Linked DNA regions of Homo sapiens: region 2 is linked to region 1. A link is an interaction called in ENCODE POLR2A ChIA-PET data of the cell type or tissue named here. Cell type or tissue: PC-9. All regions are shown on one strand. Region 1 overlaps TSPAN15 (tetraspanin 15). Region 2 has its middle 21 kb from the start of SRGN.

The links. ChIA-PET counts read pairs that join two places held together with the same protein. Peaks named below come from ENCODE experiments on the same cell type or tissue, not always from the same donor. Only the 100,000 strongest peaks of a DNase experiment are listed, where the experiment ranks them.
Region 2: POLR2A ChIA-PET joins it to region 1 with 5 read pairs; 2 of 35 experiments call an interaction of 5 or more read pairs at or near these places.

The regions. Positions count from the first base shown.
Region 1 is chr10:69,456,441-69,461,440 of GRCh38, reverse strand. All of the region lies in intron 1 of TSPAN15 (tetraspanin 15), which reads right to left. Among named protein-coding and RNA genes, the nearest start is that of TSPAN15, 7.5 kb to the right of the region's middle. In PC-9, no CTCF peak of the experiment used is centred here; DNase peaks (open chromatin) are centred at 2,130, 2,500, 2,850 and 4,370; H3K4me3 peaks cover 1,788 bases; H3K27ac peaks cover 4,828 bases.
Region 2 is chr10:69,064,433-69,069,432 of GRCh38, reverse strand. No RefSeq gene overlaps it. Among named protein-coding and RNA genes, the nearest start is that of SRGN, 21 kb to the left of the region's middle. RefSeq lists enhancers at 1-412, 1,639-1,808, 3,161-3,360, 3,861-4,000 and a cis regulatory region at 1,723. In PC-9, no CTCF peak of the experiment used is centred here; no DNase peak of the experiment used is centred here; H3K27ac peaks cover 513 bases.

The DNA.
Region 1 (5,000 bases):
GTGGGAGGGCTCTGAAGAGGGAAAAACAAGCCCATCTGGGCCAAGGCTGTTTTCCTTCCACCCTCCAGTGAAATACTTGCTTCCCTGCAGGCCCAGATGCAAATGTCTTGGCGAGAAAGTCCCTTTTGGAAAAAATTAAAACCCAACAGTAACCTTTCCCACAGTGAAACAGTTCTTGTCCCAGGAACACATGCAAATGATGGTTCTCACACAAGTTACTTCCCCGCTCAGGGCCTTAGTCTCCTCCTCTATAAAATGGGACAAGGCACATGGGGTCATTCTGAGAATGCAAAGAGATGAAGCAAACTGTGGTGAGACACGTGGCAGACGGCGTCTCCTCCCAGCATCTGCATGAACGGTTACCCAGCCAGATGCCCACTCAGCGCTCTGTGGGCACTGCCTCATCTAAGCCTCACCCCTGTGGGCAGCACAACAGTTATCCCCTCCCAGCAGACAAGAAAACCAAGGCACAGAGAGTTGTCCATGACTTGTCACATGGACCTTCTCCTCACCCGCCAACCAAGAAGTGCTCATCCTCCTCAGCTCTGCTTGGCCTCCAGACCTGGTCTTCCCAGAGGACATTTCTGACCTCAACACTCAGGCCCAAAAAACATTCTGTAGCCCGCCCTCCCTCTCCTAAGACTCATCTCCACTCCTCTCTGCGAGGCCTCCCTGCCCAGTGAAGCCCTCAGAGTCCTCCCAAAGACTCCTCTGTAAAACAGGACAAGACCCCCTGTCCAGCCCAGCTCAAGGGTCACTCTGAGAATCCAAAGAGATGAAGCAAAATGTGGTGGTCAGGCCACCACAGTCAGGCAGCCTAGCTCAGACTGGCCCTTGATGGAACCAGCTCCTCCAGCCAGCTGGTCTGACCCCTTGGGCGTGCATGTGGTCTTTTCCAGGGACTGGGCCCTTCCCACCCCTTAGTTCCTGGGCTAACATGGCACATCGCCAGAGGCAGAGATGGCTGCCAGCTCCTTCACAGGCCAACCCTCTAGCTGGGGAAGGTGACATCGTAAGTCTACAGTGTCTCTACGGTGTCTCTTCCTCACCTCCACCAGCCCAGGGGCCTAGCTTGGAGCTGAACAACTCATGCTGACCGAGGGCTGGGACCCCTCAGAGCCTAGCAGGACACTTCTCAGACGGCCTGCCTGGCCCCGCGTGCCTGTTGTGGCCTAGTGCTTCTGACAGTGTGCCATGGTAGCCCAGAAACTAAGGGGTGGGAGGGGCCCAGCCTCTGGAAAAGACCACATGCACACCCTAGGGGTCAGACCAGCTGGCTGGAGGAGTTGGTTCCATAGCCATCTGTTCTAGGCAGGCTGAGTACCCCCAGGGGCAAAGGAGCCTCCTCTGACAAGACGGATTCCAGAGGTTCTCATCTCATCTCATCTCATCTCATCTCATCTCATCTCATCTCATCTCATCTCCCCAACTACCCCTGAGCAATGCAAGGCTCCCAGGTGACTCTCCCTCCCTCCGTGGGCAGGGAGCCCTAGAGTCTCCCTCCATTCGTGGGGGGGGGGTGCCTAGAGTCTCCCTCCCTCCGTGGGTGGGGGACCCTAGAGTAGGCCCCGTGCTTTGGCACCTCTCATCTCACAGGATCCTCCCCACTGCCCTCTGGGGTACCCACAGAGGAGGCATCTCGGAGGCTCAGAGAGCTGGTCCTTTACCCAGTGTCACACAGAATAGCCAACACCTGATCTAGGTCTCTGGATGGCAAGACCACAGGGCCTGACAATGAAACCCTGCTTCTCAGTCACTCGAACCCCAAACTCTTCACACAGCCAGGCCCCTGCCACCCTCTCCACCCACAGCGCAGCCCTTCCCGGGCTTCCTCATCTGCTGTAGCCATGCTTGCGACCTGCCTCAGGGACTTTGAACTCATGGCTCTCTCTGCCTGGGATGCTCTGGACAAGTCTTTATGGCTGGCTCCTTCTCTATTTGAGCTTCAGCTGAAATGTCAGCTCCTCATAAAGGCTTTCCCTGACCACATCATCGAAAGTGGAAACGCCCATCCCTCCCCACTTGCTCCCTAATTTTCTCCTTAGCACCTATCACAAGTGATATTTATTTACTGCTCTGTCTTCCAAGGCCTGGACTAAACCTGTCTTGTTCATAGTTGCTTCCCACACCTATCACGGTATCACAGTGCCTGGCATTCAGTAGGCATCAAATAACTATTTGTTGACTTAATGAACAAACCAACCAACCAGAGAGCACGGCTGGTTAAGACTGAATGCTCCTGCCTTCCAACAAGAAGTCAATTCAAACCCATTCACATCTAAAAGTTCTCTCTGGGAAAGGTTGTTTTGTTGTTGTTTTTTTTTTTTTTTTTTTTGTCTGTTTTGTTTTCCCCCCATCAACCTCTTCTGACCAGACTTACCCAGAAAACATCTTTCCCCTGTGTGGAGCCAGTTGGTACAGAAATTTCATTATCAGTCCCTTATCAGGTTGACCGTGAGCCCCACCCCAGGGTGGCACTGTGAGTCACCTGGGAAGAAAGGCCTCCGGGCAGGAGGGCAGGTGGTTATTCCTGCTTCTCCAGGAACCAACCCAAAGGCAGCAAGGTCCAGTCCTACGACATAAAGCAATTCCTCTATTAAAGCGGGGAACGAGACCATGTACAAAGTCTAGGTTAAGAGCGAAGGACACTTCTCAGGGCCTTAGTTTGCTCATCTATAAAATGAAGGTGTTGGAAGGTTCTCCAAACCCCTGGCAGGGCTGCAGCCCTGATTCTCTGGATTTTAAAGGCTCTGTGGCCAGACTGGGGGAGGGGAGGACCTCTCTGTGCCCGAGGCCTGAGCCCAGTCTGATGCTATGAGATCATCTCTGACAGCCCGTTAGGCACGGCTGGCCACTTCTCCAATATGAAGGCTGCCCCACTTTCAGCTTCACTATTTGAGTTTCACTATTTGGAATGCTTACCTAGAGCCAGAAAATGAACTTTGCTCGACAAATCAAACACAATAAGAAAGATAATTAAAGAAATAAAATGTCTACATATATGTACAAGATGTCCAGATGGATGTTTACCAACATATAACAGTGGCTGAATCCCAGTGGTAGAATCAAAGGGGACTTTTGCTGTTTTCGTTGTACTTTCCCAAATGGCTTGAATCTTTTAAGCTATGCGCATGTATGATTTTCACAAAAATAATAAAGCTCTTCTCGAAAGTAAAAATCTCCTGGAAACTGTCTCCAGAGAAGTGCTTTCTTTTTGGCCTGGCTTCACCTAGTGCTTCACTGGGAGGCCAGGGACGTGGCCTCTTTCAGAAAGGTTATCTTCTACCCTCACCCTGAGACCAGGGAGAAACATACATGGCGCCTGGAAAGGTCATGGGGGCCCGAGGAAGAAACTGGAGTCAGGCAGCCTGGATCTGGTCTTGGCCTGTCACTGACTTGCTGTGGGCTTTCAGGCAACTCACTTCTCTTCAGGCCTCTGATTTCTTATCGGTAAATTTAAAAGGCTGCACTAGAGGTGTCTTTAACAGCCCTTCTCATTCTTAGTCTATGGCTCTTGAGCAGCAAGGCTAGAGAGGAAGGCAGGAAAAGAACGACTAATCCATGACTAGTTGATGGAGTGTTCATCATGTGCCAGGCACCACTCTAAGCTCTTCAGATGTATTAATCCATCTAATCTGCTTAGCAACTCTTCAGGTAGGTTAGGTGCATGGAAGTTATGTCTAGGCCACTTAACCTTTAAGTGTCAGAGCTGGGATTTGAACCCAGGCAACCTGGTACACAGCCCACACTCTTAACCATTAAACTATAAGAAATGTAAGAAATCACAGGCCAAGCTCTAATAAGCAGGTTCATCCTTGGAGAAAGCCCAGAAAGAGTTCCTATTGCCTCTGGCATTTGCTGCCTCCACCACCTACCCACCCTCAGCTCCTCCCTACTTGCCCCCAACTCCCACCAAGTCCTTTTCTTCCTGATTAGTCAACACTCCCCAGCCATGACACCTTTACCCACTTGAAAGTCCTACCCTGTTATCAAGGAAACAGGCTTGGTGCTCTGTGGAGAGTCCGTAGCACCATGATCAGCCCTGCCCACTTTGCAAAGTCAAGGCCTCAGCAGACCTGACCACTGCGGGTTACACCCCCAGCCAGGCCTCTGCCCCAAGCTGGATCCTCGCCTTGTAGGTACAAGTGGGACTCAATCACCATCATGCAACATGCCTCCCCTGAGCACCTACTGTGTGCACAGGCCCCAGGGGCAGCATTCAGAGGAGGATATGGATGAACTACAATCCTGACCTCTGGGAGCCCACAGTCCAGCAAGGAAAAGCAGTCCTGTAAACGGATCTCTAAGATACCCCGTGGGCAGTGCTAAAATTAGAGGTGTGTCCCCAATGGGCTGAGGGCGCATGTGTCAGAATGATTCACCCTGTGTGGTGGGAAAAGGAGGCTCTAAGTGCCTCAGCGTGAGCTCATTTCTCCCGCAGACATCCCCATGACTTACTGGAAGGGCCAAGGAGCACCTACCTGAGGATGCAGGGACCTGGGGTACATGCCAGCTCTGACAAGTGAGCCTCAAACACACCCTTTTGCAGCCCCAAAGTTCCCTGCCGAAAACAAGAGGGCCCTGAGTGTGGGACAGATAACCATAAGTGGTTTAGGGGTATACCTATCATAGGGACTTACAGACTGAGCTTTCCTCGTTCAATGCCCTTTCGACCCCTCCGATTGCATCAAGGAGCGGGTCTCAGTTTGGGTGCTAGTTTGTCTTTCAGCCCCTCAAGCACTTGCCAACCTACCTTTTGAACAGAGAGGGTAGGCGTCAGGGTCACAGCCTTCAGCACCCATGACATCCAGCTAGGATTTAGTATCATTGTTTTGTTTTCCCTGTACTGTACTTATTTTAAACCTTTACCTGCTATTTATGATGGGCGTCTTGGTTTCCCATTCATAATACTGATATAAAGCCTCCTTTTAAAAATAAATTTAAAGGCGTGCATATTCAGGGCAACTTGAACCTATGTGCCTGGAAAATAAAAAATATAT
Region 2 (5,000 bases), 390 kb after region 1:
GGCTGACATCTGACGTCTGCCAGCTGAATGCCTCGGAGAGCCTGTTTAACCTCCCTGTACTCCAGTTTCCACATCTGTTAAAAGGGGGTTCCACAAGCATGTAATGAGGATCAAGTGAGTTGAAACAGGAATCCTTTGTAGTGCCTTGGCCCGCAGCACTCAATGGTACTAGCTGTTAATCAGCATAACTATGTTTAGCCGCATGACACTGGGCAAGTGGCTTATCTCTGAGCCTCCATTTTTGTTCCTATAAAGTAGGGATATTTCTACCTCACATGGTTGTTGGGAAAATTGAAAGAGAATATCACGTGGGTCGTGCGTGGTGGCTCATCCCAGCACTTTGAAAGGCCGAGGTGGGTGGATCACCTGAGGTCAAGAGTTCGAGGCCAGCCTGGTCAACGTGGCGAAATCCCATCTCTACTAAAAATACAAAAATTAGCTGGGCATGGTGGCACACGCCTGTAGTCTCAGCTACGTGGGAGGCTGAGACTGGAGAATCGCTTGAACCTGGGTAGCGGAGGTTGCAGTGAGCCAAGATTGTGCCACTGCACTGCAACCTGGGTGACAATGAGACTCTGTCTCAAAAAAAAAAAAGGAAGGAAAAAGAAAGAGAATATCACATGTAGAGGGCTTCGTGCACTGCTTGGGAAACAATGGGTAAGAAGCCAACGGTTGTCTGTATTGCATTCCATTCTCTCAGGGTCTTGCAAGTTGAGCAACCAACTAGCGGTGTGTATGAATTAATATCAGTAGTCCAGGCAGACTCACTAGGAAAGACAGAATTTGGTCTGAGCCTCCCTGGCTAGGGACACATCATGAATAGCTCCCAGACACAATTCCTTCCAACCTGACTTGGTGGTTCATTTTCCCCAGAGTGGAGTCACCTTGCAGCCCTTTTTCCCTTAAAGAAATGGCTCAGAAAGGCCCCCTTTCCAGATCTGTACCTGAGCAGGGATCTTCAAAACCCTGCTCTCAAAGACTGACAGGGATTTCAGACACAGAAGTGGTTGGTGAGGGAATATTTGGAGCAAGACCTTTACCAGTTAGCAAATATCAAACCATGCCAAAAACATCCCACTTGCTCCTCCCCGCCAAGCCAAGTCCACCCATGTCCTGACAAAGGTGCTGGTGAGGCTGGCCTAGTTGTGGACCCAGGCACCAAGACCCCAGGAAGGGAGAGCTGGCAGCAAACACCTTGCTGCTCAGCTCCACAGATGCCTGCATTGGAAGCAAGAGGGAGGCCATCCTGTGGTGACCGATTCTGGGTCCTGAGCCACAAGGAGACATGAGTTAGGCAGCCGCTCCTCCCTGAGAGCAAGGCTTCATCACCTTCCTTGGACTCTGGACTCAGAATGAGGTCCCACATCTAACAAGGGGTATTTCCTCCTCTTTTGTGATTTTATTTACATGCGGAAAAGCTTAGGAGTTCAAATAAACAGATAAGTAATTTGATAATACATTTACTAAATCACATTAATTGAAGAGAACCAACTTATATGCAATCAAGATGAGAGTTGACAAGACTTATTTTCCTTTGGATGGTGGTTTTCAGGTCAGATACAATTTCTTTTCCCAAGTCTTCTCTTCCAATCAAAATGCCTCTGGAGGCCTGGCAAGGTGGCTCATGCCTATAATCCCAGTACTTTAGGAGACCAAGCTGGGAAGATTGCTTAAGCCCAGGAGTTCAAGATCAGCCTGGGCAACATGGAGAGACCCCGTCACTACAAAAATCTTTAAAAATTAGCTGGGTATGGTGGTGCACACCTGTAGTCCCAGCTTCTTGGGAGGATGAGGTGGAAGGATCGCTTGAGCCCAGGAGGTTGAGACTGCAGTGAGTCATGTTCACACCACTGCACTCCAGCCTGAGCAACGAGAGAAAACTTGTCCCCTAAGCACCTCTCAAGTACAGTAATAATCGTTTGTTGTGTCCCCTCACCGAAAAGAATGCCCCTGGGTACCTCCAAAAAGATGTCACCCTTTGGCATAATCTGCACACTGAACCACTAATTCAATGAGTATTTACTGAGCACCTATTATGTGCTAGGTGTGGTCCTACTAGGTGTGAGGCCATGGGGAGATGCATGAAAAAAGTGGACCCATTCCTCAAGTAGTTTCATCTAGCCAGGACACCAAAGGACTTCTGCCATGCAAGCCCTGGCTGTGTCCATCATGAAGTATAGCCACAAAGGTTTGGTTTTTATATTGCAATAATGGTGTAACATTTAGAATTTAAGAAAAACCTTTAACGGTCGCTGCCCGTAATCTCACTAACACAATCATTTCCATTTGCCTTTGCCTTCCAGGTTTTCTTCTTTTCTTTTTTTTTTTTTTTTTTTTTTTTTTTTTTTTGAGACAGAGTTTTGATCTTGTCACTCAGTCTGGAGTGCAATGGCGCGCAGTCTCAGCTTACTGCAACCTCTGCCTCCCGGGAGGTTCAAGTGATTCTCCTGCCTCAGCCTCCTGAGTAGCTGGGATTACAGGCACGTGCCACCATGCCCGGCTAATTTTTATACTTTTTTAATAAAGACAGGGTTTCACCGTGTTGGCCAGGCTGGTCTCGAACTCCTGACCTCAGGTGATTTGTCTGCCTCGGCCTCCCAAAGTGCTGGCATTACAGGCATGAGCCACTGAGCCCGGCCAGTTTTGTTTGTTTGTTTTGGATTTTTAGAGATAGGGTCTCACTCTGTCACCCAGGCTGGAGTGCAGTGGCTCAATCATAGCTCACTGTAACCTCCAACTCCTGAGCTCAAGCAATCCTCCTGTCTCAGCCTCCCAAAGCACTAAGATTACAGGTGTGAGCCACCATGCCTGGCCCAGTTTTTAACTACATCATGTTTTAGAGTAGTAGCAATCACAACATGCTTACCAGATTGTATTTTTCTACCATTTATATTTTTGTATCTTCCTGCCTAATCTTCCTTATTAGCTTTTTTGGAAGAGCTACATGCTTTTCTCTCCTGGCTCCTGCCATTCTGGTTCATGTGCTAAAATGACAAAACCATTCCCCATGACAGGACTGGCGTGATTTGGGTTGTTTGTTTGGTGGGTTGGTTGGTGTTGTGGAAAACTGCAGTGTTTGTGGAACAAGCCATGTATGTGGAGAACACAGTCTGTCCAGGTCCTGTGCTGAGGTCACTGGAGGCCCAGCGAGTCACCAGGCAGCCATGGTCCTCACAGAGCTTAAGGTCCTTGGGCCTTAAAGACACAAGAAACCAGCAAACCATTTTTGTTAAATGTGAAGACACCTTGGAAGACATACAAAATGAGTCACACTAAAAGCCCCAGCAAAACAGACTCCAGTCTGAGGGAGCCAGAAGAGTCAGACATTTTCAAAGTGACTGAAGAAAAGTGTTTGAGGAAGTCCCCACTCCCAAGCTTTAGTCACCAGCAGAGCTGAAACTACCTCCACACAGGGTTGTATTTCCAAACGGTAGCTCTTCTGATCTCATTGGTGATGGAGGGAAAACCCCCTTTATTTCAGAATGAACCCTCTAACCCTACTGACCAGCCAGGAAATCCCGAACCCGCCTCCTGCCCGCTGGGATTGCAAGTTCAGCCTGTGTCCCTGGGGGAATTACTGCGTGGGTTGGCTTCCCTCTGAAACTTTCTCCTCTCCACTTGCCACTCCACACAGAGGATGAGAAAGAAACCCCAGAAAGAGACCCACAGCTTGGGTTTCCACATTTAGCAACTTTTCCACTGTTTCCCTAGAAACAAAAACAAGAGCACACATTCATTTACTCCACCCCACCAAGACTGTCTCCTACATAAATGCAGCTCTCTGGTCCCTTACCCCAACCCCAGCTGCCAGAAGCTGAAGTGGAAGAAAAACCAAAGGTGCCCAGCTGGAAACCCGGGCAGCCTAGAGCAAGCTTATGCATGTCTGTGGGTTCTCCCTCTTCCTCTATACTCCAAGGCCCCAGAGGGCCAGCTGTACACCCATGGTGTGGGGAGGGAGGGATGGTTCTTGGTCAGGTTCGCTCTTCTGGAAGCTTCCACACAGCAGAGCCCTGTATTATTTTCCCCTCCAAAGTGTACGTCCAGTGCTTTGCAAACCTTGGTTGATTTGGCAGAGCATTTATCACATAGAATCACACTGTACTCCGAAGAGCAGTTTGCTTGACCCTATAAAGCCTTGAGCTCTGAGGGCAGGATACAGAACCCACAATGACAGCTTGGAGAGTACCCTGGAATGAGCGAATAGGGATCCCTCTCCAGAAGCTTCATTTCTTCCCAGTCTTTTGTTAGATAGGAGGTCTGGGACAAGTCACCTCCAGATCGTCAGGTCTTGGTGGTGGTGGCACAGCAAGACCCTCCCCACCAGTAGAGGACCTCACACTGAGTACACGGGGCTCCTTAGTCTGAATTTTCCTGGCTTTAAAACATTTCGGAAGAAGAAATCTACCACTAGAGTCAGCTCAAGGAAAGGGGAGCCTCAATGGTACTCAGTAGGTGCTCAATAAATGCATGTATTCTTGTTCAACAAACCCTTAGGGATGGGGAGGGCATCACAGAGAACCCCAGATCATAGCCAGAAAGAGCTTTACAGAGCAGGAGCCCAGAAACTCTAGCTCTTGGTTCTCAAACGTGGCTGAATATTGGGGAATTGAGGCTTTAAGAAATCCTGATGTTAGAGGAATGAGTGTTGGGATTGATGTGTGACAAAGCATAGTCACATGTCCAAGATAGAATCTAGGTGGTAGATACACAGCTGCTCACTGTAGGATTCTTTCCATTTTGCTGTGTGTTTAAACATTTTATTTTATTTTTGTTTATTTATTTATTTCTGAGACAGGATCTCACTCTGTCACCTAGGATGGAGTGCAGTGGCGCAATGTCGGCTCACTGCAACCTCTACCTCCCAGGTTCAAGCGATTCTCCTGCCTCAGCCTCCCGAGTAGCTGGGATTACAGGCACGTTCCACCACACCTGGCTAATTTTTGTATTTTTAGTACAGATGGGGTTTCAACTTGTTGCCCAGGCTGGTCTCGAAATCCCGA